7 separate regions of the Mus musculus genome follow, and all the other regions are linked to region 5. The links are chromatin loops, found by intact Hi-C in ENCODE. Cell type or tissue: heart. All regions are shown on one strand.

Region 1 (4,000 bases), 290 kb before region 5:
GTGGTGTTGTGGATTTGGCCCCCCAAATTGCATGGGAATCTGTGCATGTGCACATAAGACACTCAGAGACCCTGTCCCCAGTTAGTTTTGATTGGTAAATAAAGTTGCCAGTGGCCAATGGCTGGGCAGGGAGACAGAGGCAGGACCTTAGGATCCCCGGGAAAGGACCAAGGGAAAAGGAAGAGGACAGTTGCCATGCTGGAATATATTTTAGTAAGTAATAACTCAGGAATATCTGAGGGGAAGTGTTACCCACATGAAAGTTTTAAGGCATATTAAAATACAAGGCTGTGTGTATGTGTCTTCCATTTTTGGGAACCCAGATCATCAGGGCAGGTGTGGCCATCACAGAATCGAATATATTATATAAAAAATCCATTTGCAATAAAAGAGAAAAAAAAGAGATGGTTCCTGGCAGTCCAAATTCTTAGGAAAGACCTGGAGAGGTGACTCAGGCATTGAAGACTTAGGCTCCCTAAACAAAAAGACAAGGATTTAACTCAGGAAAGAAACCAAGATTGTGTGGACTATAAAGAAAAAAGCCGCCTACTTTTATTTTTTTGAATATTTATTTGTATTATAAAACGGATTAATAATAAAATAGGTAATAAAGTAATAAGCAAATAAATAAATTGTGTGTGTGTGTGTTTTTTTTATATGTGTATCCTACACAGTCCAGAAAAGGGCCTGTGTTCCCTGGAGCTAGAGTTACAAGCAGTTGTGAATCAACATATGTGAGAACTCAGACGTGGGTCCTCCGAAAGAGCTGTATGAACTCGGTTAACTGCGGAACTATCTCTCCACTCCACTTTGAAATGCTCAGTTGTGTTATTTGCCACAAAATATAGATTCAAATTCTTACTGATTATACATTAAATTTATAGTAATTGTATATTTCTAAACTAACCTCTAAGTTCAGAAATTAATCAATGATGCTTGACTTTCGGCCCTCCAAACTTCTACACCATTGCTACTATAATTTCTTATATAACTGACTTCTGGCTAGATTACCGAAGTCATCTGTTGCCCTTTGGGAAGAAGATGTGCCTTGTAATGGGGAGGTCTATTTCTTTGCTTTCTTTCCTAACTGGGCCTTAGCATTCTATTTGACATTTTTGCCCTGTATATGTGGTATATTTCCCTCAGGAACTTGAGGGCACGTGTAAACAGGAAAACCACAGGGGGCTTAATAATCGTGAGTAACGGCACTGGAAAACAGGGCACACCTGCAGCACACATTCGCCTTCTACCCCCTTGAATGGAACTGTGGTCAGGGACTCCAGGGAGCCAGGTATGAGGTTTTCAATTAATAGATGACAAAAGAAATATTAATAGTCCCACCACATGACCGATTCCTTTCTGTATGAACTAGGACTATATACAGTGTGTAGAAACAGAATGATAAGCCACCAGGCAAGGTGGTAATTGAAGAGGGAGTTGCAGGAAATCTAGGTGAGAACGGCAGGCATATTTGACACTTGTCTTCCTTATGGTCCCAGAATGGCACTTGAGAAGCTGCTTGTATGATTAAGAGAGGAAACCTAGGAACAGCGACAGAGTCAATAATGTAGGAACAACATGGAGGCTGCGTGGCTGAAAGATGAGATCAGGACAGTGGAAAGGCTCACTGTAATGAACAGAGCCCATTCCCGGAGCGGCGCAATCAGCATCATCAACGTGATTAGAAACATTCACAGCATTGCAAAGAATAGGTGCTCAACATCCAGCAGGGCCTGATTCACGAGCGCACGTGTGTGTGTGTGTGTGTGTGTGTGTGTGTGTGTGTGTGTGTGTATCTGGATAGAGTGAGAGGGGTCATCAATGCCAGCCGGAATGCTGTAGAAAAAAATACGGCGGTGGGGACTTCTCGGGGTGATGTAAATGGGAAATCCCAAAGAACTCTGGGACAGGTTCCAGCTCTTTCACAGTGCAGGGCACTATGATACCGCAAGGGCTTCCCAGTCCTCCTGAGGGCACTAGCACCCCACCCAATATTGATGTCTTCTCCTTTTCCTGCTTCATAGTGTTTAAGTAACAAACGTGGGAAACAAAAAGGATACATTTATATATAGCTAGATATGGATCTTTATTTCTGGGTCAGAGGAAATCAGAAAAGCTAAGAAAACTACCAGACAACTCTAGAAACAGTCTTTAGAGTAACGGCAGCTGGAGAGAGCAAAGGCAGCCATTCCACGTCTGGGAAGAGCAGGGACCCATGGCTGCCCCCAAACAACTTCCACGTGGACCCTGTCAGTCATAGACAGATCCATACTTACATGTTTACTATTTTTCAGCTATGCTGCTACAAAGAGAAGATAATTAAATAATTTCTACCAGACACCCAGATGTAACAGTATTATTTGGTGAGCTGAGCTGTAAGATTTAAAAGGGAGATAATGTTTAAAGTTTTCTGTATAAGACAATCAAAGAAAAATTCTAAGTGTTAATTACCATGGGGTTTCACTTCTAACTGAATCATGTGAATTGAGTGGTACCTAGAGAAACCTTTAAAGATGCCCTATTTAAGTACAGGATACACCATTAAACATGTCATCTGAACGAATAATAGCACAGTCCAGATTCTTTTTTTCCACAACCCCCTGATTCCATATTAGTAGTGACATAAGGCTAAATGTCATTGTTATTTTCTTCTCCTTATGCAGCTAGAGTTTATTGGCCTTCATTGCTTCCTGCTGAGGCATCTTTTTATATTAGTTCCCACACAGTGTGATTTGAAAAGTCTGCCTTCACGGAGGGTTCCAGAACACACTGTCCTTCTTCCTCTTGTGATTCTCACTGTTTTCTGGCACGATTCCCCCACTACCTGGAAGTGGCTGGCAAACCTCTGTGTGCTCCCCAAACATCCACACATTATGATATATGCTCATGCCTATGTCTTTTTTTTTTAAACTAGTTTTTCCCACCAGCTTTATTGACACTGCAGGATCTGGGGGTCACCTGAAAACTCTGCTGTTTTGCCTTTCCCCCTGACTCCTGGATGAAGACTTCCAGACAGGCACTGTCTGTATGGAATTCTTCTACAAGGAGTGGCATACTGATGTCTGACCTGGCCCTGAGCAGCGGGTCTTCATGTGTTGTGTCTTTCATGGGGTGTTATGCAGTACTGGGCTTCATTAAAGGCTCTGAGGAGGAGCACTATGTCTTCAGCAACTGTATCCTTATGTAGAGTCATCGTTAAATAATATCACCAAGGACTGACTACCCAACATACAGACAGCCTTCCATGGCAAAGATGGAGATGAATGGGTTCAAGCTCCCTGAAGATGATGGGCAAAAGCAGACTTAGAGAAGGTCAAGGCACTAGACAATGTAAGCCTTGGCATGGGGCAGAGTTACAGCAAAGTCCCCTGATGCCACCACAGAGCCAGGATGTCCTCACAGAAGGCTCTAAGCTTCCTTATCCTGCTCTAAGCTTCCCCAATATGTCACCATGCTGAAGCAGAAAGAGAAATCTTACCATGTGATAACTAGGATTCCTTCTGAAGGAATATAGTACTTGTATCTGAGAAAGAAATCAAATAACTGGTGGTGGTGGTAGTAGTGATGGTGCAGGTACACACCTTTAAATCCCAGCACTCAAGAGACAGAGGCAGGCAGATCTCTGAGTTCCAGACCAGCCTGGTCTACAGAGCTAATTATGGGACAGCCAAACCTACAGAAAAACCTTATCTTGAAAAGCAAAACAACACGTTAAAACAAAACAAAACAAACAGGCCCAAAGTCAACTAACTGTACCCAAAACTTTAACTTTTAGGATGTAAGGCTCATATCTTTGTTTTCAACTTTCATCTTCCCTTTAAAATGATTTCCACACAGTGGTACAGAGCTTGCTTTGTATATGAGGTAGCCTGTGTCCCAGCAAGCACTGAGAGAGAGGGAGAGGGGAGAGATAGACAGAGGTGGGGGGGAGGACGGATTACATATTTCCCCACTGTTTTAGATCTCTAATGACTTAGAAGCAGCACTGTTTGATGTCCTG
Region 2 (4,000 bases), 570 kb before region 5:
AGTAGGCAGGCACTAAATACATGTGTGTTTATGGAACTGATAAAATTGGTTACAGGATGCAAGTCTGGATACATGATGGAGAAGACAGGTAATTTACCTGTGACTTTCCCAACACAACTGAAGATCAACATTGGAGCTTGCTGCTTCTGAAATCAGTAAGCTCCTTTTGAAATAATTACCGAAGCTGGTAAGTTCATGGTAAAGACCAAAAGCTCTATAGTAAGGAATTCATTTCAATAAATCTATCTAGGAGATAGTACATTTCATGAGGCTCAGCTTTAACAGGGAAAAATCTTTTAAAGGCACCTATGACTAAGCAATAACAAAAAGGGAGGATTTTTGAGAACCAGGACATGCCTGCACATACAGGTAGGCCAGCATTTTCCCAGCTATTGTGTCCTTGTATCAAAAAAGATTGGGTTAAGAGCTTCAGTAGTTTACGGGGATTTTCCAAGTAGTATTTTATTCCGCCTTCTACCCCACCCACTTAAATTCTAAGACAGTCTGCCTACTGAGCAGGCAACCAGCCAGCCTAAACTTTAAACCAATCATTCTTGTACTTTTTTCTATATCTGATTAAGTAACTGACAAAGTAGATTTTTGGAGATGTAGTTTAACTCTTGGCTAAGGAAATCAAGTCTTAGCAATCACATGAAACATAACTGACACACTACAGGCGCATTACATGTGTCTTAGTATACATGTGCACTATTTCTAGTTATTTAACTTCTTCTAAAGAACAATATTCCTAAAAGAAGTCAACACTCGACAAACAGAGTAGCTAAAAATAGAAAACACAATTTATTCTTAAAATGAAATTTACCACAGCACTGGAGGAACAAGGGAAGGACCATATGTAAAAGTATTTGTAACACCCTAGGCTAAAAAACAACAAAGAAAATAAATTAACTGCGACCTAACAGGACAAGTGTGGTTTGCTCAGGTGTAAAACTAAAAAGGACTTGCTGGGGACGAGAGGATGTAGAGCAATTTTTTAAAATGGGTTTCCTCCAGACGCCAGGTCAGCAAATCAAAGTAGTCTAAACTGCCATAGGAAACATAAGCCGACGGGGTGTCCCAAGTCCGGAACCTCTAAACTCAGCAAAGGGCCCCTGGAGCCGACAGCTGCGGCAGGGGACTGGCTCCCTTGGGTCCCCTCGCCAGTTGCCAGTGCGGGGTGTGTGACCCCTGCGTGTCCACCGGGTCCGAGCCCGGCGGTCACCTGCCCGCGCGTCTCCTACGGGCGCACGCGCTGCGCGTCTCCCGCGATCCCGCCCGCTCGGCTCACCGCCACGAAGCCTGAGCATGAGGCGACGAAGACGCGGACCACCATCCTCTCGCTGCGTCAGGGATCGCCGCTGACTCGGTCACAGAAGTTTAACGCGACTGAGGTAGCTGCCGACTCCCGTGCGACCGTCGGAGAAGACCGCAGCGACGCGTCTGGCTCCCGCCGCTCCGCGGATGAAAGCCCAGCGCCTCCGCCGCGGGCTGAGCGAGAGGCGGGTGGGGCCAGGCGGCCGCGGGGGCTGACGGGAGTTGTAGTTTCCTTGGCGCCCAGAGTGACCAGGCACTGCGCTCCTTCTGTCCGGCGCCTGCTTCACGGGAATTAATCGTACACGCAGGTGGTTTAGGAAGGACCCGGAAGCGGGACAAGCTAATTGGCGGGAAGCCAGTTTACAAGAACACAGCAAACAAGACAAAGGGTTGGGTGGAGGATAGTCCAAGCTTGGGTTTTGTTTGCGGTGGAGACGGGTGGAGCATCCTCTATCAGAAACAGCCATGGAGCTGAGGCGACCCACTGTTTTAGAGACACGCAAAGGCTCGCCCCAGAGACCTTGGCAGTTCACGGGCTTGGACAGGCATGGCAGTGGGTTGAGCTTTTGGTGTTTTGTTTCTCCTGCAACCCTGAAAAACTGTTGAAGAGGAGTGTTGTTATTTTTCCTGGAGGCGGTTTTATTATGTAGCCCAGGCTGGCCTGGAACTCAACTTCACCCTCCCTAGCAGGTATTACAAGCATACATCACCACGCCTAGTTTGCAAAGGGAATCTCTTTGGTAAATGAAACAGGCTTTCACTTTATTCTAAAGACACTGAAAACTGGAAAGCCAAATGAGAACAAGACCGATATTTTATTTTTCTTTGCAAAACTGTAATTGTAGTAGAAAAGAATAAGTACTGATAGAAATGAAAATCCCCCTATCAACATTGGGAATCAGAACCCTCCCTCCCCACCCCCTACCCCGCACAATGCCTTTGCCTCTGTGCACCTACTGATATTTACAGTTGAGCCAAATCTGTGTCTTTTTCGAAATCGCTGTGCATTCCAACGCGGTATCCCAGGAGGATACCATTAAAGAGAAAGCTTTCATGAAGTGGCTAATAGGTTCCGAGTAGTGCTTTAGCAGGTTGTATTGGCTTGGCTAAGGCTCAAGCCACTCCTAGTTTTGTGGAAGTGAACCAGTTTCCCTCACACTACTGTATTTACTTTCTTCATTTCACCAAGGGACTTTAGCAGCGTTCAGGGAATGCTGCTAATTAATTCTAGAGAGAAGAAAATTGTGTGATGAAGTCTCCCACGTTTGCAAGTTTCTGGCACAAATGGTTGCTTGAAGGACTTTGGTTTTTAGACTTACTAATATTTCAAGTTGCCAACCTTTCCTGTGGCTTATGTCTTAAATAGTTTTATTTGTATGTATGCATGTATGTATGTATGTATATTTTTGTTTGTGTAGATCCATTTAGCACAGCATACTTGTGGAGGTCATGGGACAACTTTCTCCTTCTACCGTGTGGGTCAGGATTAGCAGCAAGTGTCTTTACCCACTGAGCCATCTCAGTGGCCCCTTCATTGCTTATCTTAATCCACTTTTGTCATAGGCCTCTTTAAACTTAGTAGAGTAAGAATATATAATCCTGGTGGGTCTTTATTTCTTTTTAATGTTAAAAACTTAAATATAAGTTCTGCTGTAGCTATAACACTCTGCAATTGTTCTTTAGCTTTTGCTATCACAAACATGGAAATGAAGGCATATAAAATGTGAAATAATTTTCACAGAAGTAGATACATTATTTCCTGTATAAATATGGGTCTTTACAAAAGGAACCATTCCCTCCCCCCCAAAGTATAGAATTAATGTAGCAATGGAGATAAACAGCTTAACAGTAGAACTCAGAAGCGCTCTGAGGAAAATGGATAAAAGAAATTGACTAAGTCATTTCCTCAGTCAGCAAATTGGAATTGCAACTGGGGAAGTCAGGCAGCACGGAGCTGTGACATAGAACACACGGCTCTGAGGAACTGTGTTAGTCATCTTCCTGTTGTTGTGACGAATCACCTGGTGACCAAGCCAGCTCAATCAGTCAACAGGGTCTCAAGCGAGGGAATGAGGATTTAAAAAGAAGAAAAACAGTTAGACAAAATTATAACCTGACTCCTGCCTGTACGGAGGCTGAAGCAGCGTTATTTCTCTCCAGCCTGCATATATATATATGCACACACACACACACACACACAGATCATTCTAGGTATATCCAAGACAAAAGTAATGGATCGAAGTAGTAAACAAGGAGATCACACAAGAAAGTAATTAAGCAGAGTAGTATGCAAAAAGATCACATAAGGAAATAATTCAGCAAAATAGTAAACAAAGCCCCATGCTCACTGTTACTCTTATCTAGGCCTACTTCCTTGTCTAAGCCCAGTGACAAATACCCAATTCCTAGAAGTCGCACCAAAAGCTCTCAACAACCTGGGATAACTTAAAGAGGGCAAAGGTCAGCCAGGTGTGGTAGCACAGGCCTGCATCCCACCACTTGGGAGACCAAGTCTGGAGGAGGCGAGACCACAGACTTCATGACACCAGAAAGCAAAGGAAGAGAAAAGGAAGTGGATCTCAATGTGCCTCCAGAGTCCGTAGTGGCTTTGCTTTCCCTCCTCTAAGTCCCACTGCATCCTAGTAGAGCCCCCACAGACTGGAGACCAAGGCTTCAGTGAATGAGC
Region 3 (4,000 bases), 170 kb before region 5:
GACCCACTAAACGTTGTGCTTCTTTCTTCCAATGTCCTTATATTGTCTCCAGCAAAAGGTGTAGCCCAGATTAAAGGTGTGTTCCACCACACCTTTAATCCCAGATGAAAGGCATAGCCCAGATTAAAGGTGTGTTCCTTAACTCGGAGATTCAATCTTCTGGAATCCATAGCCACTATGGCTCAAGATCTTCAAACCAAGATCCAGATAAGGATCTCCAAGCCTCCAGATAAGGGTCACTGGTGAGCCTTCCAATTCCGGATTGTAGTTCATTCCAAATATTGTCAAGTTGACAACCAGGAATAGCCACTACACAGTGTAAGGCTTTAGAGCAGTTTCCTAAGATGTCTTTTGGCTTGTAAATGATTCTCGGGCTAATCTTGCTTAGTTTGCTTTGTTTTTCCTGGAATTTCATATAAACAAAACCACCCAGTATAGTGTCTTGTATTGACTTCCATTTAGCATTTTTCTTTTGTTATTTATCTCATCAGGGAAAACTTATTTCTTTGATCACAGAGTAATATTCTACTGTAGACTTATCATGACTTGCTCACCCATTCCCTAGCATTCCCCCTGCAGCCCTTGAGATGGTCACAGTCCCGATTATAGCTTTGTGCTATAATAAACATAATATAATTATATATCATATTATATAATTATAATAGAATCAGTGCTATGATCACACTGATTGATTTTCAGGATGATTTGATTCACAGAACGAATCCTGTGTTCCCAGGTTCAACTCCCCTGGTTATGTATTAGCTTTTTAAAAATGTTGTTGAATTTGATTTGATAAAATTTTGTCTGTGTCTTTGTGCCTATGTTTATGAAGGATGTTGACCAAAAAATCCCCCCCCCCCCAGCCTCCCGGGTCTGAGGTCTTTAGTCAGGATAAAACCGGTCTTAAATAAATTCAGATAATGTATTTTGCAATTCTTTGCGGAATGTCGAGAAACATTACACTATACACAAAATGGTAACCTGGCAGGTGTCGTTTAAATGTACATATTTAATATATAAGTGATTTATTTGTTCCTACATTTCTCGATTTCCCCTTAGTTTCCACAACAAACATTTATATCAATTATAACAATTATTCACACATAGCTGAATAATTGGCTGAATTCATATATGACTTGTAACACAGACTTAAAGAAAAACAAAAAACAAAACAATTAGACCAAGGAACTATGGGGATGGGGGATGGTATTTGCTAGAGATGGAACTGAGAACCTTAGAAACTGTGGAAACTCTTCCAGAACAGACCTTCCTACCCTGTATAGACCCGCACCATGAACACCCGTTACAAGCTTTTATAAGTAACAATTGTACAAGGCACCCCGTGGCCCTATTTACTTTATAAAGTTAACCCAGCATTACTTAATACTAAACTTTTTTTTCCTATGAAGATGCACAATGGTTTAATCCAAAGAAGGCACGTCAAACAATGAAACTCCAAGTTAGTGCAGCCTGAAGGATACTAGTTGAACTGGGCATGCTCAGTCGCCAGGCAGATTTTTTTTTTTTTTCCCAGTGAAGTGGAAACTACAACTGCGCGTACCGGGTGAACGGGGGTGGGCGTGCCCTCGTGGAATTTAGAACGTTCTCTTAGCCAATGGGGCCTCGCGGCTGGCTGGCAGGGCTCGCCATTGGGGGACCGGGATGCGAGCGAGTGGAGCGCCGGGGGAGGAAGCGGAGGTGCAGGTCGGAGAGGCCGGGCTAGCCGAGCCCATTGCGGGAGTAGCAGCAGCGGCCAGGCAGCATCCAGCAGTGTGCCAGGCGGCCCAGAACATTGCTTTACTTTTTTTGCTGCACCAACGTAGTCATTATGCCGAAGAGAAAGGTAAGTCCTGTAAAGGGGGAAAAAAAAACCCTGCTCGCAGGCCCTCGAGTGTGTTTGGAGTAAGCCCCCTGCGCTGCGATGAACGCGGCGATGCGCCTAATAACTCAGGCGCTGGGCACGGCCGCTGCCCGCTCCTTCTGCAAATGCCTGTTGCTGACCTCGCTCGCCCCGCACGGAGCTCTGAGTGTTACTTTCCCTCCAGGGACGTCCTCCCCTCTCCATCAACTCCTGCTTGGAATGGTTTCCATCTCTTGCCAGCAGCCAGGGCGGGTATCCATCCCCCTCGCAGGAGTTTCCTCTTGGCAAACTCAGGTTGTTCTCAGGGTGGAGGGAAAGCAATGAGAGGAGTCTCCCGGGCCAGGGAAATCGAAAAACGTGGAAGCACTCAGAGGAGCTAGGCGGGGTCCGGAGTGTCCCCTGGGCCGTGCCCTGGGCGAGCGCGATGCGGGCGGAAGGCCGGGAGAGGGAAAGCCATGTTTCCCTACGCCAGCCCTGCTGCGCCGCGGACCCGTATGTACCCACTCCGGTGTCAATCACCAGCCGCGAGGGCGGGCGGGGCAGTGCGCAGCGCCGGGTAGGCTGCAAAGAAGGGGACTGGTGCCAAGCTCACTGACCCTGCCAAGGTCAGGGGCCACCAAGCCCCTGCCACTGTCCCACCCACGACCCCACGCTTGGCCAGGCAGGGAACCGAGGTCTTTTTAGTCTCTCCTTTGCCCCTGGTGGGTTGTGTCCCCTCCGCGCAGGGACGTCATGAGCCACACGTGGGGCCACACAGCTCCCTCAGGGTGGGGCTTCGACTTGTCATTGGACTGGTGAAGGAAGGGCAGATATTTTTCTACCCCTCCCAGAGAAAAGCGATGTGTGAGGATTGCGTCCTAAGAAAAAAACCTTCCTGCCACCTGCCCAAAGGACCCAAGTCAACCATCTTGGCCATTAAAGTTGAAACTTGGTTAATACCGTTTTCTCCCGAAGACTGTGCACTGTGTGTGTGTGTGGTTGCTTTATTTAAAACTATCAAAGCTTTAAAATTTTTAGAAGCTTTTGCTTCCTTATGCATCGTCACTAAGAATTTTATTATAAACAACTCCACTCCTTTAAAATGTATTTTATTACATTGATTGATTGATTGATTGTATTCACAGGAGGCACTGACACCCAGATTGCAGTAGTAGGCTCTCTCCTATCGTGTGGGTTGTGGGGATCTACAGCAAGTGTATTTACTCTTTGAGCCAGCCCAAGCACCTCCATTCTTTAAAAGAAAATCGATCATACTATTAGAACATGAACCTACTCTGTGTCTCATGGTGGGTGGAGTCTGATGTGCTTTATCTGGCTTAATCTACATAACCACGGAACTGTTTTAGTCTCATTGAGCAGCGTCTTAAGATTCATTGCCAACATTTCATTAACCAGTCATTGGTTTAGAGTGGAGCTGTGAATCCCGAAGGCCTTACTTGACACCGTTGTTAACGCTTTCTCTTCGTATAGAGGGATTCAGGAAATTCTGAGCCTTGTAGTTGAAGAAGCTCATGGCGTGTGAAGAGTGGGAACACTTGAGACTCTTGTTCAAGTGTCCTTTGATGGCAGCATTGTTTTTACAGTGATGTCACTGTTTGCAGCCTTGTATCTAAGGTTGGTAACGTGTTGGGAATTCTAGCAGAATCAGAGGAACTAATTATCCAGAAAAGAGCTTGAGAGGGAATGGAGGCCAACTCTTTCCCTGGAATTATTAACATGTTTGAATAACCAGCAGATTTAATGGAACGTTTCCTTGATCAAGGGCCACTGCTGGTGAAGCCATTCCTCTTGTTTTCTGTCACTAGCCATCTCTAAAGGGGAAGATGGGAAGGAAAAAGTGGGGTACAAAGTGGCTTTATGTTTTACTTCTCTGGAAGGCTGGGACTCTATTGAGTTAGCCAATACCCAATCCTTCAACTAGGGGCAAAGTGGTGTTCGTATGTATGTATGTATGTAATGTATGTATGTATGTATGTATGTACGTATGTATGTATGTGTGGGGGTCTTCAGGACATCTGAGAAAGCCTCCTCAGTTAACAGGAAGTCCTTTTACTGATAACTGGAAGCCAGACACCTGCCTTGGTACCTGGGTAGGCACAGCCACAGATTGCCTGGCTGTGACGGCCAGCCCACCTAGGA
Region 4 (4,000 bases), 380 kb before region 5:
CTTGGGTCCAGGAAGTTTCCTCAGTCTGCTCTGTGGAATCTGTCCAGATACAAGCAAGAACTCTGACCTGACCTGATGTCCATCAGATGGGCTGGCCACTCTGAACTCAGTGTGAGTTAGCAGTGTCAGAGAACAGGGTCTTCTGAGCATAGGTAGTTTTGTACCTTGAAATCCTTAGAAGTACTGAATGGAAAGAAAGGAGGAGAAAATGGTATAGAAAAACTCTCCTCTGTGTGTGTGTGTGTGTGTGTGTGTGTGTGTGTGTGTGGTGTATGCATATGTATATGTATGAGTGTGTGTGTGTGTGTGTGTGTGTGGTGTATGCATATGTATGTGTATGTGACTATGTGTGAGTGTGGTGTATGCTTATTATAGGTATGTGTATGTGTGGTGTATGCTTATGTATATCTATCTGTGTGAGTGTATGTGTGTGGTGTATGCATATATATATATGCATATATATATATATGTATGTGTGTATGAGTGTGTGAGTATGTGTGTCTATGGTATATGTGTGTGTGTGGTGTATGCATATGTATATGTATGTGTGTGTGAGTGTGTGAGTATGTGTGTCTATGGTATATGTGTGTGTGTGTGTGTGGTGTATGCATATGTATATGTATGTGTGTGTGAGTGTGTGTGTATGTGTGTCTATGGTATGTGTGTATGGGTGGTATATGCATATGTATATGTGTGTGAATATGTGTAGTATATGCATATGTGTATGTATGTGTATGTAGTGTGCATGTGTGGATGTGTGTGTGTGTGTGTGTTGTATGCCTATGAGAAGCCATGTGTTCTGGCCTGGCTCCTCCCACTGTGATTTCCTGGAGCAACATTTTGCAAGAGAGGGAGAGAAGCATGACAAGGTCAACTCTAGGACAGGAGGCTTTCTAGAGAAGTGGCCTCTTCACGGGAGGAAATGTGGTAGAACCATGATTGGACATCCACATAGGAGCCTCTGAGGGTCACAATGGAGCTGACGTCTTGTGGTTCAAATTCTAGGCACAGCTTTCAGAACGATTTATTGTCTTTTTAATTTTTTTCTTTTCTGCTTTGACAGCATACATTTAAGAAATAGAGTGAAAATACAGATTTAAGCAGAATGTTGAAATGTAAAAGGTAAAACTCCCTGGAATGTGTACATCCTTCAGGGAACCCTGATCCTTCTTGCCTGCTCCACTCTTCATAGCTCGGCCCCCAGCAATCAGCTTACCTGGGGTCTGTGACGCAAGGAACCAGTCCCTCCCAGTCCAGAGGGTGTACCATCACTCCACACTACACCCTCTCCAGGCCATTCTATGACCAGTATTAGTCACACATGAGAGAGAGAGAGAGAGAGAGAGAGAGAGAGAGAGAGAGAGAGAGAGAGAGAGAGAGAGAGGTGATTATCATGGTGGAGTTGCAAATAGACATCCATCCAGTTTCACTCCTTTGGAAACAGCTCCACACCTGGCTGGCTTCCAGTCTTTCAATTTCTCATTAATGTTCTTCTAGCCATATTTCTTTGTTCACTAACAAAGGATTTGTCCCACATGCTAAAAGTCCCCATAAGCCCTGTGGTAAGATGAAAGTCCCGAGACTCCCATGCTCTGGCCTGGAGAGCTTGTTTCCAGATTTTTCTGTCCTGCCCTTTCATCTCCATACAGACAAGAGACAAACCTCAAACACGAAGGGGGCTCTGCCCCAGATCCACAGACAGCTGGGATCTGCAGCCATGCCCCTGTGTTTAGCCAGGAAAGCCCAGTCCCTCTGCAGGAAGGAACTAGTGCTCCAATCCGTACATAGTTCCCCCGCCTGCCTGTGCTTCTGAGCTGCTCTGAAGTTCATGTGTCCTTAGGCTACTGTCAGGTTTATCAGATAATGCATGAGTGTCTGTCAGGCTTCTTGCTCAGCTCACCTTTGCCTCCAACACAGTTCAATTTCTACCTTTCTAGAGGCTTCTTCGATTGCACTTCTCCTTCTTCCATCAGTGCCCGCTGCCACCTTGATTTGCTTGTGCCTACCCAGCCTCTTCTACACTTGTGACATATTCATTTCCACCTGGACTGGTGCTCTGTCCCTCCTGTAAATCTAAAGCCTGGCAGGCCTTCCTTGGAAAGCGAGCCCTTCTAACTTTCTCCTTTCCAAAAGCCCCTCACCCCCATGAAACTCCTGATTTTAGTTTCTCCTCCCCCTGACCTCCACATGAACTTATATTCATATACTCCAAAAATGTGTAGTTGGAAAGAACCTCGGAGGACATTCAGTGTAAGCTCCCTGAGAGGGCAGCAGCTGACCATGTCTGAAATGGGAAGAAAGCGCCCAACCCCCTCCAGGGCCAGTTCAAAGCTTTCCTAACAGAGAGCAACAGGCTGCTGCTGGTCTCATCTGTGTCCCCTACAACAAAGCCAAGCACAACAAAGCCGTTTGTGCCGGACTGTTTTTAAAGTAGACACAATGACCTCAAGAACCACCCTCAGAATTGCAGTCGTTAACCAGAAATGACAGTAAATATAATTTTCTGTATGTGGTGCCTTATTTTGGTATGGCCATCAAGGCCAGTTCTTTGGAACAGATTTTTTTTTTTAATTTGGCTGAATGTTACATGTAGTTGTTAACTTAAAAAAGTCTACTTCCTATAAAACACTTCTTTTATGACTCATATTAACTGAGGAGCCCACAATGTGAGAAGCATCTGAGATAACAATAACCATTCGCTCATCTCGGGAGGGTCCAGGTCTCAGCTTCCTCCCCTAGTGATGGGTTTCAGATAATTCACAGCACTCAGAGCCACCCACAACTGTTTATGCAGCTTTCGTCATTTGGTGGTCTCTGCAGACTCCCGCTTTTACCAAACAACTCTGTGTTGATGTTACAAACTCTGGCTGCCTCAGAAAGGGCATGCTTCCAGGTATAATGCAGAAAGGGCATGCTACCCAGTGTGACTATGTGGAGATCCGATGAGAACAGGGTACCAGCAGGCCTCCTGCAAGAAGCAACCAGGACAGTAAAAGTATTTCTGCTGAAGTTCAGGCAACTAATCAGATGAAAGTCTGCAAGTTTGCATTCCCTCTCAGGAAAAGGACAGACAGTCAGGTCAGCTGCAGCTTTCTTGTGGCTGCTGTGAGCTCTCAGCAGGAATGCATCCTGGCCAGGACTATAAGTGTTTGTTGGCTTACAAGTGAACCCCAGTTCTAGGGAGCCCAGAACAAAAAAATCAGCAGTTTAGAGAGAAAATGGGGAGGAGCTTTGAGCATGTTCTCTCTCTCTCTATTTTTCTTTCTTTCTTTTTTAATGAACCATAAAATTACCTTTTCTCCATCCCATCTCTAAACAGGGATGCATGCCCACACGTGCACACACCACCCACTTGGTCCTTTAAACAGGTCTGTTCAGATTTCTGAGGCAGAGAGCAGGAATGTAGCAAGCAGGGGACAGGAGGCAGGCTCCCGGCTCCCCACCCACTGGCAGCAGGAGGAGCAGCTGTTTCAAATCTGTTGTGCACACTGACTGTCCCCAGGAAGACTTTCTTTGGTGAGAGGGCTTGAGACTAAGGAGGAGAGGGGGAGAGAAGGAGAAGGAGCAAAAAGAGTGTGAGGAAGAACAGACGAGGGAGAAGCAGAGGGGAGGAAGTAGGAGTTCTAGCAGGAGAGAAATGTAAAGGCCCTCTGGGCACAGAGGTCTCTATGCAGGGACTAGCCCAGCCATCCTTCTTAGGGTTATTAGCTAAGAGTCAGGAAGCCAGCCTCTTGCTTCCACTCTGCTCACTAGCAATTGCCCTTAAAAAAAATAATTACTTTATATATGTTGTTGAGCTGACAATGTTCACCATGGGACGCCACCGTAGGAGAGAAGTAACGAGACAGCGTTGTCAGAGTTCACTCTTTGTACTTCGGAAAAACCGAATGCTTTTTATTTCTCCAGGCTCTGTGCGATGGCAGAGAAGCTCTTAGAATACACCTGGTCTCTGGGTGAGTCCAGTGGAAATTATCCAGGAGATTTTAGGCTTTATCCTGCC
Region 5 (4,000 bases):
TACAAAACTTTATCCAGATACAGTTTACATTACTTGCCAAAATTTGATTTTTACCTCTCAAGGGCAAAACATCTAAGAGGAAGAATTAGATTAGTGTTGCGTGCAGAACCAGCAAGCCTCAAGTAGAATTTTTAGTTCTCAAAATCTGTTCATTTAAAGACCTTCTCAATGAAGTACCTAAATTATTTGAAGGACATAATGCATTTTAAAAAGTTAAGATAAAACAACATTAGTCACATAAATAAATACAATTGCAAAGGCATATAAAATATGTTTTATGCCTAATTATTCAGAAGCAGGCTACTTTACCTAACATTGTAAGACTAGGATTACACGTTTTAAAAATGCAAACATGTCCAGATTCTGAGGCTAGCCACACCAGTTTAGGGGCAGATCTTATAATACTGTAGCATTAGGACCAATCGGGGTAACCTCTTATTTTTATTGAGTTACAAAAGGCAATTTTACATCCATGATTCCAAAGGGGGTTGAGACGGTTTCCTCGTGCTCACATGTGTGAGAATGTCTGGTGTTTTAGTGCTCTTGCAGTACAGCCTAAGGCGGCTGCAGCATTTCCCACTAGGAAGGCAGGGAGCTAGGAGGGTGCAGGGCTTGAGGAAACAATCCCGGAAAACCACAATCCAGCTTCTTGGTCCTTACCTCACAAATTACCTTTTAAAATCAGACCCATAAAATGCAGCTTATTATCTAAGAAATTCAAAGAGGATCTTTTGTTAAGGATTAACAAAAGAATGACTAGCCTAATTCTCTTTAAAAGGCCAACCTTTAAAAAAATTGAACTCTCAAAGTCTTTTTGGAAAGTGCTTAATTCATCTGGAGATAAATATCACTCGGTGTCCTTGTTTTTTAACAAACGGCCTTTTCCATTGTTTCCATTAATTTCACCCATATTCGTTTTAAAAATAACAAGGCCCCTATCCTCATCAGCAAAACACAGATGAACGATGTATCATATAAAACCAGTAATTACATTAGGATTTACGAAAAGATTTTTGTTTCTGCTTTTCGCCAGTTTTTAAGAAGTCTTCCCGTGATTAACTGTAAACAGGAATGGTTTACACCGTAAATTAGAAGCCATTAATTAGCATGACGAAGTCAACTGCAAGATACACAGATAATTTAAATTATTTAATCACTAATCACCTTTGCTAAACTGTAATATACTCTTTCAATAACCTTCGGTAGGTTATCGACCGTGTCAGTAATTTACCTCCATATCAGTTAGAGATAAGTATTAGCTAGCGCCCTTTCCTTTCCTTCAGGTTTATATTAGCCCTTCTTGTAAACACTTTAAAAAGCTTTAAGGTTCTTCACTTCCAAATCCCTAATTAGCCATCACTAGCCTTTTTGTAATAAGTGGGGGAAAAGATGAGCTGAAGTACAAATCTGGAGTTCCTCTTGCCCGTTTATCAAAACAAAAACATTTTTTTTTTTTAAACGAACGCTTCAGGCGATGGTAGTAATAAAAGAAATATGCAGAGGTGGCTTCGGGGAATAACGGGTTTGCAGAACGCAAGTGGCTCAAAAAAAAAAAAAAAAAAAAAAAAGCCCGAACCTCTATTGCAACCCACGGCACTCCAATAAATTACACAACACTTGCCCAGGCTGCAGAAATATCGCAGGACAAGACTTACACGGATGCCAATCCGCAGCATTTATACACATGCACATGGCAAGACTGAAAGCAAACACTAGCGTTCAAGTCGGGCAGGGCAGCGCGATCCCGACTTGGCCCAGCTTGAGAGTGCTCGCTGAGAGTCTCTGTGCGTGCGTGAGAGTGAGCCCAGTCCTCCCGGCATTTCCCCTCTTTGAGCAGTTTTGCTTCATTTGTTTCCTATTTCTGCTACATAGAAACTAACTTCCATCTCAACCCAGCCAGCGCCGCTGAATAGAGCCTGTGCTGCGGCTCCGTGTGCGTCAGATCCCTCCGCGCAGCCGTGCCGGCCCCCTCCTCCCCTCCCTCCCTTTCTCCCTCCCGCCCGCGGCCTCTTTAGAGAAAGCGCCCGCCAGGCAGCCCGCCGCTTCGGCTCCGACATCTCCTCGCGCTGGAAATAAATAAATAAGTGGCGGCCCAGGGCGCGCGGAGCGACGACCGCGCGGGCGCGGGCCTAGGCCGAGGCACTCCTTTTCCCGCGGGGGGCGGGGGCGGCGAGTGCGGGGCCGCGAAGGCGCGGACTCCTTTCTGCGGCGGAGGGATCCCGGCGGAGGCGGCCGCAGCCGGGGCCGCTGCCTGAGAGTTGTTGTTTCCTCCTCCTCCTCCGCCTCCGCCGCCGTTGCTTGAATGGTGGAGCCGAGGCTCGGCTCGTGAGCACACACTGACAGCTACAGGGCAGGCGGCGGCACCGTCCCCGCGTCCCCTCGGCGGCGGGGTGTCCCGCCGGCGGCCCCGAAGTGACCCGCAAACATGTCTCGTGAGAGGAAAGGCCTCTCGGAGCTGCGATCGGGTAAGTCGGGCGCTGCGGGGCCGCCGCGCCGGGCGGACTCGCCCGCGGGCCCCCGCCCCCCGCGGCCGCTCAGCCCGTGTCTCCCCGTCCTTCTCTCCCGCGCAGAGCTCTACTTCCTCATCGCCCGGTTCCTGGAAGATGGACCCTGTCAGCAGGCGGCTCAGGTAGGCGGCGCGCGGCGCGGGGACGGGCGGGCGCTCGCGGTGGCCGCCCGCGGGCGTGGGGGAGGGCGGCGGCGGCGGCGGGGCCGCGGCCCGGGGCGCGGGGGCTCAGCGTCCCCGCTTTGTTGTTGCAGGTGCTGATCCGCGAAGTGGCCGAGAAGGAGGTAAGGGCGCGGCGGCCCGGCGCCGTCCCGCCGCCGCACGGCCTCCCCCGGGCCGCTGCGCAAGCTCGGGCGTCCGGCGGGGCGCGGGACGCGGGGCGCGGGGGGTCCCCGGCGGGGCGCGGGGCGGACTGGGGAGGGGAGCGGCGTCGGTCCGGGCCGGGGGCCGCGCTCACCGGGCGTCCTGTCCCCGCAGCTGCTGCCCCGGCGCACCGACTGGACCGGGAAGGAGCACCCCAGGACCTACCAGAATCTGGTGAGACATTCCTAGCGCACTGCAAAGAAACTTTTCCCCGAGTCGAATAAAAATTGAATTTCCCGCAATTTTTTACAGAGACAAAAACTTGGCCCCAGAACGGGAAAAGCTGCAAAGGCCACGGGGAGGGTTGGGAGGCCGGAGCGGGGGCTGCGGGGGGCGGCAGCCGGGGGTGCGGGCGCCCCGGGGCCGCGGGGTCCGCGGACAATTTATTTGTGATATTTTGTTAATGTGCTAGAAATAAAGATACGTCATGAGTGTTGTGCAGTGCAAGGCCAGAGGAGGAGGGGCCGGCGCGCGTATCCGCGCGGGGGCGCGCGCGCGGCGGCGGCGGCAGCGGGAGCGGCGCAAGCCTGGAGAGCGCGCTCGCCAGCTCCTTGCTTGCTCTGCACGCGCGGCCGGCTCAGCTTTCTCCAGCTCCACACAATAGCTGGTGACTAACTGCTCCGAAGTGGCATTAGCATTTCACAAGAAGGCCTTTGAGCCGCGGAGGAACCTTGGCAAGATTTTTTAAAATTTTTTTTCCCCCTTCTCCTCTGTCTTTTGTTTTCTGTAGATTCAGACCCAGATTTTTAATTTTATTTTTTTTTAATCTTTGTTTGGTTGGAGGCGTTCAGATAGATATGGTAGTCACCCAGCGGCACATTGTGCATTATACAAACAGATCTGCCGAAGTATAAACCTGGAAGTTTTAATAGGCGTTTTCCAATTTTGCAGATTCTTGGGGGATATTACCTTCTTTTATTAAAAGTCATTTATAGAGGTCATTGAAGAATTGTGGGTTTTATCTGCATAGTTGCCGTGGGGTGGACCTTGGCTTTTAAGTTTTTGTTTATATTGAGATGTTTTTCTTTAATTGATTGAAAAACAATGTTTTTATAGTTGGTGAGTTTTCAAAGGCAATAATTTACAAACAGTTGCTTTCCATACGTGGAGCTGACACGAGTATGGTGAATG
Region 6 (4,000 bases), 280 kb before region 5:
ATAGATCTTGAAAATATAGGAGTAAAATAGCAAAAACAAACAAAAGCCCCACATACTTTTGGACTGACAAAAACATCAGTGGTTCTGCGAGACGGATTGGCTTTGGGGTTGAGGATAAGTAAGATTAAGTAAAAAAAAACAAAGAGAATGCAAAAACAGATATGGTAAGAGTGGAAGAGGGCACAACTGATAAATAGGCAGAGATAAAAAATGGCCAAGGAATTTATAAGTTATACATCTATAACATATATGTGTGTTATATATACATATACCATATACATATGATAAGTAAGTTTAACTCATTTGGAAAGTTTGCCAAGGTGAACAAAATATTTAAACCTTTCCCAAATGGACTCAAAATTGGCCATGAAGCAGCAAGCACAGTACCTCATAGTTCACCTTCCAGGAACAATGGAACCTGATGGCTTCCCAGGAGGGTTCAAGACACAGTCCAAGAAAGAGAACTCCAAACCTGAAATATCACTAGCAGAAAAGAAAACCCTGACACATGAGTTGTTTATCTAATCTCATTTGCTGTCAGAGTCAAGACGAGGAAAAGATAGGGACAAAGCCAACACAATCATTAAACAGATAGATGATAGATGATAGATAGATAGATAGATAGATAGATGATAGATAGATAGGAAGAAAAGAAAGAGAGAGAGAGGAAGAGAGAGAAAGAAAGGAAGGAAGGAAGGAAGGGAGGAAGGAAGGAAGGAAGAAAGAAAGGAAGAAAGGAAGAAAGAAAGAAAATTAGGAGACTGGAGACAATGCTCAGTCAGTAAGGTGCCACGGATCAGTCAGAAGGACTGTAGTTCGATCTCGGACACCCATGTAAAGGAGGTGTGCATATAGACACCCGAGTGTAATCCCAGTGGTGGGAATACTGAGAGGAGGCCTCCTGGGCTTGCTGGTAAGCCAGGCCAGCTCAGTCAGTGAGCTTCAGGTTCAGTGGAGCAGGATGATATGATTCAAGTGGCGGGAAACTGAGGAAGTGACCTAAAGTCAACCTCTAGCCTCCCCACACACGTGCACATACAAGCATGGCATGGTATTCACATATGCCAAACATAAACACGTGCACAGCCGTACCAAGAGCTAATTAAGCTCATCTATATAGAGAAAGGCAGTGGACTGCCATAAAGTAGGATCTATTCTAGATATAGAAATCAATTTAATGTTAGAAATCTGTCATACATCAGTATGTAAAAGAAGGGAACATAATTTCAGTATGCTACAGAATAGAAGCCGTTGATAACATTTAGTAGTCATTTTAGAGGCAAGTTCTCAGGGAACGAGTTACTAGCAAGAATTTCTTTGACCAAAATAAATGTGAAAAGAATTTATATCTTATATTTTATTTGGTAAGTTTTTCTAATAACCCCTGATATAGCCACTTATGCTCAACTCTGGAATTATTACAGTATAAGGAAAAAGGTGGGAGCTCTGAGGATTAGAAAGTTGTTTATTATTATTATTATTATGAGATAATCATGGAAAAGTTGAAGGAATTCTTCTCAGTGTAGAGACACTAGAATCGGGCTAGCAATGCTTTAGCAAGGTCACCAGCTACAAGATTAGTAGGTAATAGTAACATTTTTGTAAAATATCAACAAGTAGCTAGAAAATTAAAATATTTAAATATGCTATTCATCTATGTAAAAGTGAAAAACAGACAAACAAAAAAGGGAACTTTTTGCTTTAAGTTCATTTTGAACCTATTCTTTAACATAAGTCAAACAGAAATATTAGTTATCATCTGAGTGGAGTTTCAGAAGAGAAAAAAAGGTAAAAGAAAAAAAAAAGAGGTCCTTTAAAAGCAAGTCTTCAGCTGGTCATTGGTTTTGACCCATCTGGCCCTCACTTCTAAATGACAAGGTCCACAGCCTTAGACCTAAGCTGATTAATGAGTTTCTAGCTCTGCCTCTTGCCACAGACCATACACACCCATTACCAATGAGCAATAGATTCCGGTAACCCCCTCCTGTCTACCAGAGTCCTCTCCCTGTAACCCAGAATGTTTGCACGTCCCACCCGCGCTTTGCCCAGCTCCTCACTGTCCTTGGACTTCCCTGGAGAACGTAGAAGTAAGTGCGTGGGGTAAACTTATCATTTACAGTTTTTCTTTATTTATAATATTGTTGTAAATAAGTGTGTGTGTGTGTTGCCCAGGAAACATGTGGGGAGGTCAGAGGACAATTTTAGGGATTCCACTCTTCCCACCACGAGTTTGGGGGTTAGAAATCACAAGGTTAGATAGAATTGCTCAGCAAGCCCCTGTACCCGCTGAGCCTTCCTTCTCACAAGCCCCAGTTAACTAGTTTTTTTCCAGACCTCTGCTCCGACTTTCCAAAAGCTTATAATGTCTGCGGGAAATAGGGGTCTCACAGGGAACTCAGGTCCTCACGGGAAAATCAGGTAAATCAAATACTCATTTGGTAACCACAGGCAAACTATGCGCTTTTAGCAGCAGGGCAGACAGTTCTGATGAACGCTAACCAGTAGACGGTAACCACAGTGATTGGCAGAGCTTGGACGCCAAGTCTAACCTGCTCTGAGGTATTTATTACCAGTGAGCTAGAGTCAAGGGTAATAAGTGACTTCAAGGAGATGTTAAAATTTTGTTTTGGGGTGCCGATTAAATATGACCTTTCTCTCAGAAGTAGGGTAAGGGAGTCTGAGGTGCCCTAGTCTTAGGACGTCGGTGCGCTTGCATGTGAATTCGATAGGCATGACCACAGGGATAGTCAATTTCCTTTATGTCCTGTACCTGAGAAGAAATGGAAGCAGCAACCTGCCTTTCGGATTATCTTTTCACAGCTGATGTGCACTGTTGGCTCCTGTTGTGCTGCACAGGCCTCCGTACAAACGGAACTCAAGGTGGGTGTTCGCAACTGACACGGTGTAGAAATGCTTTTTAATGGTGAGCTTTAAAGATAATAGTAAAATAAAGAGAAAGAAAATAATGGTCGAAAGAACATCACTAATTTAGGCAGTGAAGCCATTAGCTATAGCAGAACAAAATTGCATTCTAATTTCTTGTAAAACGTGTAACTCAGCACAAAATCAAATTTCGTTTCATCTTCAGATCTTCATCCTGTTTCCAAACAAGATTGCCCCCAAGATTTCCTTCCATTTAACTCTTGCCTTCTCTGATCCTTGAGTTGGGAACCCTTTTCTCAAAGCCTGTCAGGGGGGAATTCTTCTAAACATTAAAAGTTTTCAACCTTCACCTGTTAATCTTGATCTAATGATCACAAGCCTAGGAAGTCTAAATTCATCATCAGGAAACCCTGTGTTCTTGGGCCATGCCTCACCTCTGCTGGGTAAGTGACCAAAGTCTATAATCAGAAAGTAATACTCTGATCTTTATTGCTACCTTTGGAAGCAAAGGGAGGTGCCTAGGAAGAAAAAACTAAAGGGATCAGTATCAATTATTCCAAAATTTCTAATAATTTTATTATTATAGGGAAGTCATGCTTGCCAGGAGAAAATAATGTTGTGTGGGGAGGGACCAGATCGAACCCATCCAAAGTGCTCTGGACACAGGATTAGCCTTTAAAGGCTGGCTTATATAGTGGTGGGACGAGGGCAGTATTGAAGACCATCATCAAGTGCTGTAATTTTGCTTTTTAGTAAAGAGAGATTCAAAAATAATAGCTGAAGGCTCACACTTAGCACAGAGGCGTCAAAAACAGCCAGGGAGCCTCAGATCCACACAGCCCAGCAGTTTGCTGGTTACATGATGTCATTTGCCTTCTCCCATATCTTGATTAAAATAAAAATTCAAACAAAACAAAACAAAACAAAACAAACAAATACAAAAGCAAGAAAACACATGTTCCTGTTCTGATTTTCTTCATTTCAAAAATTACTTTTGGGTATATAAAAGTCCACTGAGTCTTGAAAATCTGTATAGATTTTTTTCGCTCCGATGCGATCCTTTCTGACCACATGCATACCAACGTTAGAGAACCAGCGAGGGATGCAGGAGCATTTT
Region 7 (4,000 bases), 470 kb before region 5:
TATGTATATGTGTATATATATATATATATATATCTTTATTGTCTGATGTCAGGAAAACTATGTCTACCTCTGGCTAGTAAATGGTTTGAAGGTTCTAACAAGTCCTTCTGATTCTGCAATAGTAGTTCCCTCATAGGAAAAACTGCAGTTTCTTAAACATATGTAGAAATGGTTTTTTTGTGTGTGTGTGTCATTGCCATAGAGCATCAAACATGGCAAAGTCCTGCAGGAAAAAAAAGGGGGGGAGGGGCATTCATTGGCCAATGGGAGTCTGAAGCACTGTAGTAACAGGAATTCCTGTGAGACTAGAATACAAACCCAGAGTGCCCAACTGTGATTAGGATTCATCCCCAAACACAATCTTTACAAACGGCAGTTAAATATTTAATGCAGTTAAATAGTTTCAATTAGTAAAAATATTAAAATGTGGTTTGGTAGCTTCAGTTCTTTTTTCCTGGAAAGCTGTAACCTGTGTAGTACACAGTGAAGTGAAATGGTATAATCAGAAAACTGAAGTCCTAATAAAAATGGCAGATCAAAGTCATGCCATGTAGAAAGGTGAAGTTATCATCACACTTGGGACAAATCTTTAAAACATCAATTTGGTAAAACTGGCTTTGAGGAACTATAAATTATTTTGGTTATTTTTTTTCAAGGTCAAATAAAGTAATTGTTATCTCTGATAGAGTAACACTGTGTGGTGTAATAAGGACACTGAAAATGTTATACACAATTAGGTATTTTGTTTGGGAGATTTCTAAAATTTTAGATACTTTTTTGACTTGCCAGTAATGCTATTACCCTGTTAGAGAAATGCTCTAAAGATGCTAGATTTGGAAGTTAATAGCCATGTGGTTCTATCCTGATCTCACCGCTTACTACCCCCTGAATCTATTTTCTGGAGTATAAATGACAGCAGGCTTCAATCGGGAACTGAACAGTCTTATTAAACGGTCTGGATGAGAAGCTCAGAGAGCGTCAGAGCCCCCGTGGAAAAGATTTTCTTTATAGCTTCTTTACCTACTGCAATTAATACTGCTTAGTGTGCACTGTCAAGTTTAAAAGAAAAATTAGCCATCTAGCTGCCCTTAGCCCACTGTCATGCACTTCAGAATATTTCCTTTAAAAACAATTCTTTGAAAACATAACGAGAACAAACGTGTTCTCATTATCCTTTAGCCCCAGATTTCCTTCAGAACTTAAAAATCATGCGCAAGCCATATTCAAGATGTGTTATCTCAAGAAAGTCCAGAACCCAGGCAGCAGTATCATGAAAATATCAAGTCCACACCCTCCTACACATCAATTTCAGCGGAACCAGAAAAGTACATTGATTTCTTTATAACGAAATCCAAAATATTCAGAAAAAAATAGGGCCGGTTTCCAAGGGTTTTGTCCACAGACCCTTTCTGGAGCCGGCGTCCCTCTATGAGAAGGGTTGGCATTCTTTCGGTCTGTCCTGGGTGCTGGGCTCCGTGCAACTGTCCTCGCGGGTCGCGGTTCCCCGCCTCACCGGCCCACCAATGGTTGATGCCTCTCTCCTCGCCATCCCGCCTTCCGATGCCACAATAACCAATAGAAATGAACGTATGGAGTCCAGTAACCAATGGGAACTGGGGGAGGCGGAGGCCGGTCCTCCCGCGGTGCAAGCTGGGCTTCTGCTCCGTTGCCCAGGAGCCGAAGCCGCCGAGCCGCCGCCCGCAGCCGTGGTCCCTACAGTGAGTGAGTTCAAACTCCCCGCAACCGCAGTCTGCAGCGTCCGGGTACTCTAGGTCTCGGACCGTAGCTGTCGGTCGGACTCGGGGATCGGCCGATGATCCAGGCAGGAGCAGGAGGTGCCAGCTTGGAGGGTGAGGGGCGGGCCTCGGATGAGAGAGGAGGTCTGCGGCCGGGGGGGGGGGGGGGGGGGGATGGACGTGATGGGGCGGGGCGAGGCGGGGCTGATCGGCGGATGCTTTGGAGAGAAGGAAGAGAAAGTTGAGAGACTGGGATTTGTTAGCCCCCTAAAGCAGAAGGAAAGCATGTGCAGACGGATCCAAAGAAGAACGAAGTTACCAGAAAGAAACCCCTGGAGACTGGTGTAGATCGGGATGGGAAAGGAGGGCGCGCGGAGCCTTTCAGAGACTCTGGAACAGTCTAGGATATTATTGTTAACACTGTCGTTAAAGGGGAGAGACACTTTGGTCCAGGCTGTGGATTATTTTTATACATCATTGAGGGATGGAATGGAACGAATGAAAGTAGTTAGCAAAACCTACCTGTTGGCAGAACTGAGTTGGGGTGGATGCACATGCCTTTTGTTTCGCGCTAGCTGAATAAGGGAACAGTGTTTCCCTGTGTGACCAGTTCACCTGAATGTAAATTCTTAGTCACTTCATGGGCTTGATACGTAATGGTATCTTTTGGTTGGTAACAAGTTGCTAGGGGCTGTATTTTTCCTCCAGAGAAGTGCAGTGAATGGTAGACACATTGTGAGGATTAATTTTACGGAGGTATTTGTACCTATATTTGGGTAAGTGGGGTGGGGGCGGGGTGTGGAGGAAGGTTTTATGAAAGTAAATTTTCTTTTAGGATTGATTAATTGTGTGTGTGTGTGTGTGTGTGTGTGTGTGCGCGTGTTTCCTGTCCTGGACCAGCTCCTGCCTGCACATCTCAATCCCGAAGTTTGAGGGTCTTAACTCTTGGCCCAAGCAGAGTAGGCTTGACCACATACACATGGATGCTCAACCGTGCGTTCAGGATTAGATAGATGTCTTTGGGATCAACAGTCATAACTTAGGGCTTGAGAGCTGATTCAACCGTTAAGAGTACTAACTACTCTCCCACAGGCCCTAGGTTTGATTCCCAGCAGCCACATGGCAGCCCACAACTGTCTGTAACTCCAGTTCCAGGGAATCCTACGCTGTCTTCTGGCCCTTCTAGGTACCAGGAACTGTATCCATGGCACACAGACAGGCGTTCAACAAAACACTCACATAACTAACTTACTAACTAAACAAGCACACAAATAATCAAATATAAGTAAGTAAATTTAAAAAGTCATTTAAATGGTGAGGGATCGGGTGAGAGAGCTACAGGCATCCAGGAAAAGGGTAAATGGAGGTTTCATTTTTCTCATTCTCATTAATCTGTATTCTTTCTAGTCTCTCTCCACACTCCAATTTTCTATTAGTATTTACAGTATTTCACCCTGTGATCGGTTGTGCATTGGTTAGTATGTTTATTCAAATGTGTGGCAGGAAAGACGAGTTCTCTTAGTTCTTTAAATTGATGGACCGTCATTCAGACGTCAAAAGCAGTTGATGCCTCTGGAAAATAAATATTTCCAAAACTGTATCTCTTTAACATCACGGAACTACTTCTGTCAGACTTGCTAGAAAAAGACTCAAGCAGTCCCTCCTGTTGTCAAGCTTGGGGACACCCCCTCCTCTGCCCACGACTCAGTCTTCTATTTTTTTTTTTTTCATTCCATAACTCAGTCTTCTATTTTCTTTTTTCATTCCATAGTTTCTTGGCCAACTCCATCCTTCCTGGTGGCTTCTACTATCCATAACTTACTAGCACACCCCCAGTTTTGCATCTCTCCCAACTTCTGGGTAGGTAATTGTAGGTACTTCCAGTTGGATTAGCCTGCCCACAGGTACCTCAGACTCACTGTGTCTGATAAACCCCATGCGGTCAGATGATAGCATTTGCATCCAGCTTTACAAGTCAAAAACTTTGGAATTCTTCCAGGTTCTTCTTCTCATACTCGACATTTAGTCCATCACCAAGTCCGGCTTATTTGACTTGCTCAGTATCTCCAGCATCACTTTGATGCTCTCTATCCCTAGCTATGCTATTATAGCGCAGACCTCTGATTTTTGGGTTAAGGTAGACCTTTGTAAAGGTCATGTCTAAGTGCTTTAACCATCCTAAAGATCCTTTGTTTCTGTAAGCAGTCTGCCTGTGATTGTAGCTTCCATCTGATCCAGCCTCACTCATTACTTTCTGATGCCCA

Evidence for each region. Hi-C counts contacts between places; a loop is a spot of excess contacts. Peaks named below come from ENCODE experiments on the same cell type or tissue, not always from the same donor. Only the 100,000 strongest peaks of a DNase experiment are listed, where the experiment ranks them.
Region 1: it touches region 5 in a loop (2.1-fold over the local background); 6 of 42 quality-filtered maps call a loop at or near these places.
Region 2: a loop joins it to region 5, with 2.1 times the contacts of the local background. A loop is called at or near these places in 2 of 42 quality-filtered maps.
Region 3: it touches region 5 in a loop (6-fold over the local background); 12 of 42 quality-filtered maps call a loop at or near these places.
Region 4: it touches region 5 in a loop (2.1-fold over the local background); 10 of 42 quality-filtered maps call a loop at or near these places.
Region 6: it touches region 5 in a loop (2.2-fold over the local background); 6 of 42 quality-filtered maps call a loop at or near these places.
Region 7: it touches region 5 in a loop (4-fold over the local background); 6 of 42 quality-filtered maps call a loop at or near these places.

Annotation. Positions count from the first base shown.
Region 1 is chr9:83,263,891-83,267,890 of GRCm38, reverse strand. No RefSeq gene overlaps it. Among named protein-coding and RNA genes, the nearest start is that of Gm27216, 11 kb to the right of the region's middle. In heart, a CTCF peak has its summit at 1,979 (motif pointing right); no DNase peak of the experiment used is centred here.
Region 2 is chr9:83,545,792-83,549,791 of GRCm38, reverse strand. It overlaps Sh3bgrl2 (SH3 domain binding glutamic acid-rich protein like 2), which reads right to left and starts at 1,454. Exons shown (of 4, transcript NM_172507.5): 1 at 1,289-1,454. The coding sequence starts at 1,333. In heart, a CTCF peak has its summit at 1,512; a DNase peak (open chromatin) is centred at 1,521; H3K4me3 peaks cover 1,328 bases; H3K27ac peaks cover 922 bases.
Region 3 is chr9:83,144,274-83,148,273 of GRCm38, reverse strand. Hmgn3 (high mobility group nucleosomal binding domain 3) reads left to right here and starts at 1,667. Exons shown (of 6, transcript NM_026122.4): 1 at 1,667-1,843. The coding sequence starts at 1,829. In heart, no CTCF peak of the experiment used is centred here; DNase peaks (open chromatin) are centred at 1,623 and 2,153; H3K4me3 peaks cover 1,566 bases; H3K27ac peaks cover 1,192 bases.
Region 4 is chr9:83,349,151-83,353,150 of GRCm38, reverse strand. Gm40536 (a long non-coding RNA gene) reads left to right here and starts at 3,354. Exons shown (of 5, transcript XR_003948197.1): 1 at 3,354-3,516; 2 at 3,907-4,000. Gm46123 (a long non-coding RNA gene) reads right to left here and starts at 1,652. Exons shown (of 2, transcript XR_001779248.2): 1 at 1,217-1,652; 2 at 1-183. In heart, a CTCF peak has its summit at 2,258; DNase peaks (open chromatin) are centred at 2,320 and 3,460; H3K27ac peaks cover 871 bases.
Region 5 is chr9:82,973,717-82,977,716 of GRCm38, reverse strand. Phip (pleckstrin homology domain interacting protein) reads left to right here and starts at 2,228. Exons shown (of 40, transcript NM_001081216.1): 1 at 2,228-2,465; 2 at 2,571-2,629; 3 at 2,761-2,790; 4 at 2,984-3,043. The coding sequence starts at 2,426. In heart, a CTCF peak has its summit at 1,743; DNase peaks (open chromatin) are centred at 536, 1,996, 2,116 and 3,366; H3K4me3 peaks cover 3,528 bases; H3K27ac peaks cover 3,663 bases.
Region 6 is chr9:83,252,503-83,256,502 of GRCm38, reverse strand. Gm27216 (predicted gene 27216) reads left to right here and starts at 1,994. Exons shown (of 4, transcript NR_166684.1): 1 at 1,994-2,087; 2 at 2,821-2,880. In heart, no CTCF peak of the experiment used is centred here; no DNase peak of the experiment used is centred here.
Region 7 is chr9:83,438,759-83,442,758 of GRCm38, reverse strand. It overlaps Lca5 (Leber congenital amaurosis 5 (human)), which reads left to right and starts at 1,660. Exons shown (of 8, transcript NM_027448.2): 1 at 1,660-1,850. The region is part of intron 1 of Gm2087 (predicted gene 2087); the gene reads right to left. In heart, no CTCF peak of the experiment used is centred here; a DNase peak (open chromatin) is centred at 1,578; H3K4me3 peaks cover 1,848 bases; H3K27ac peaks cover 1,878 bases.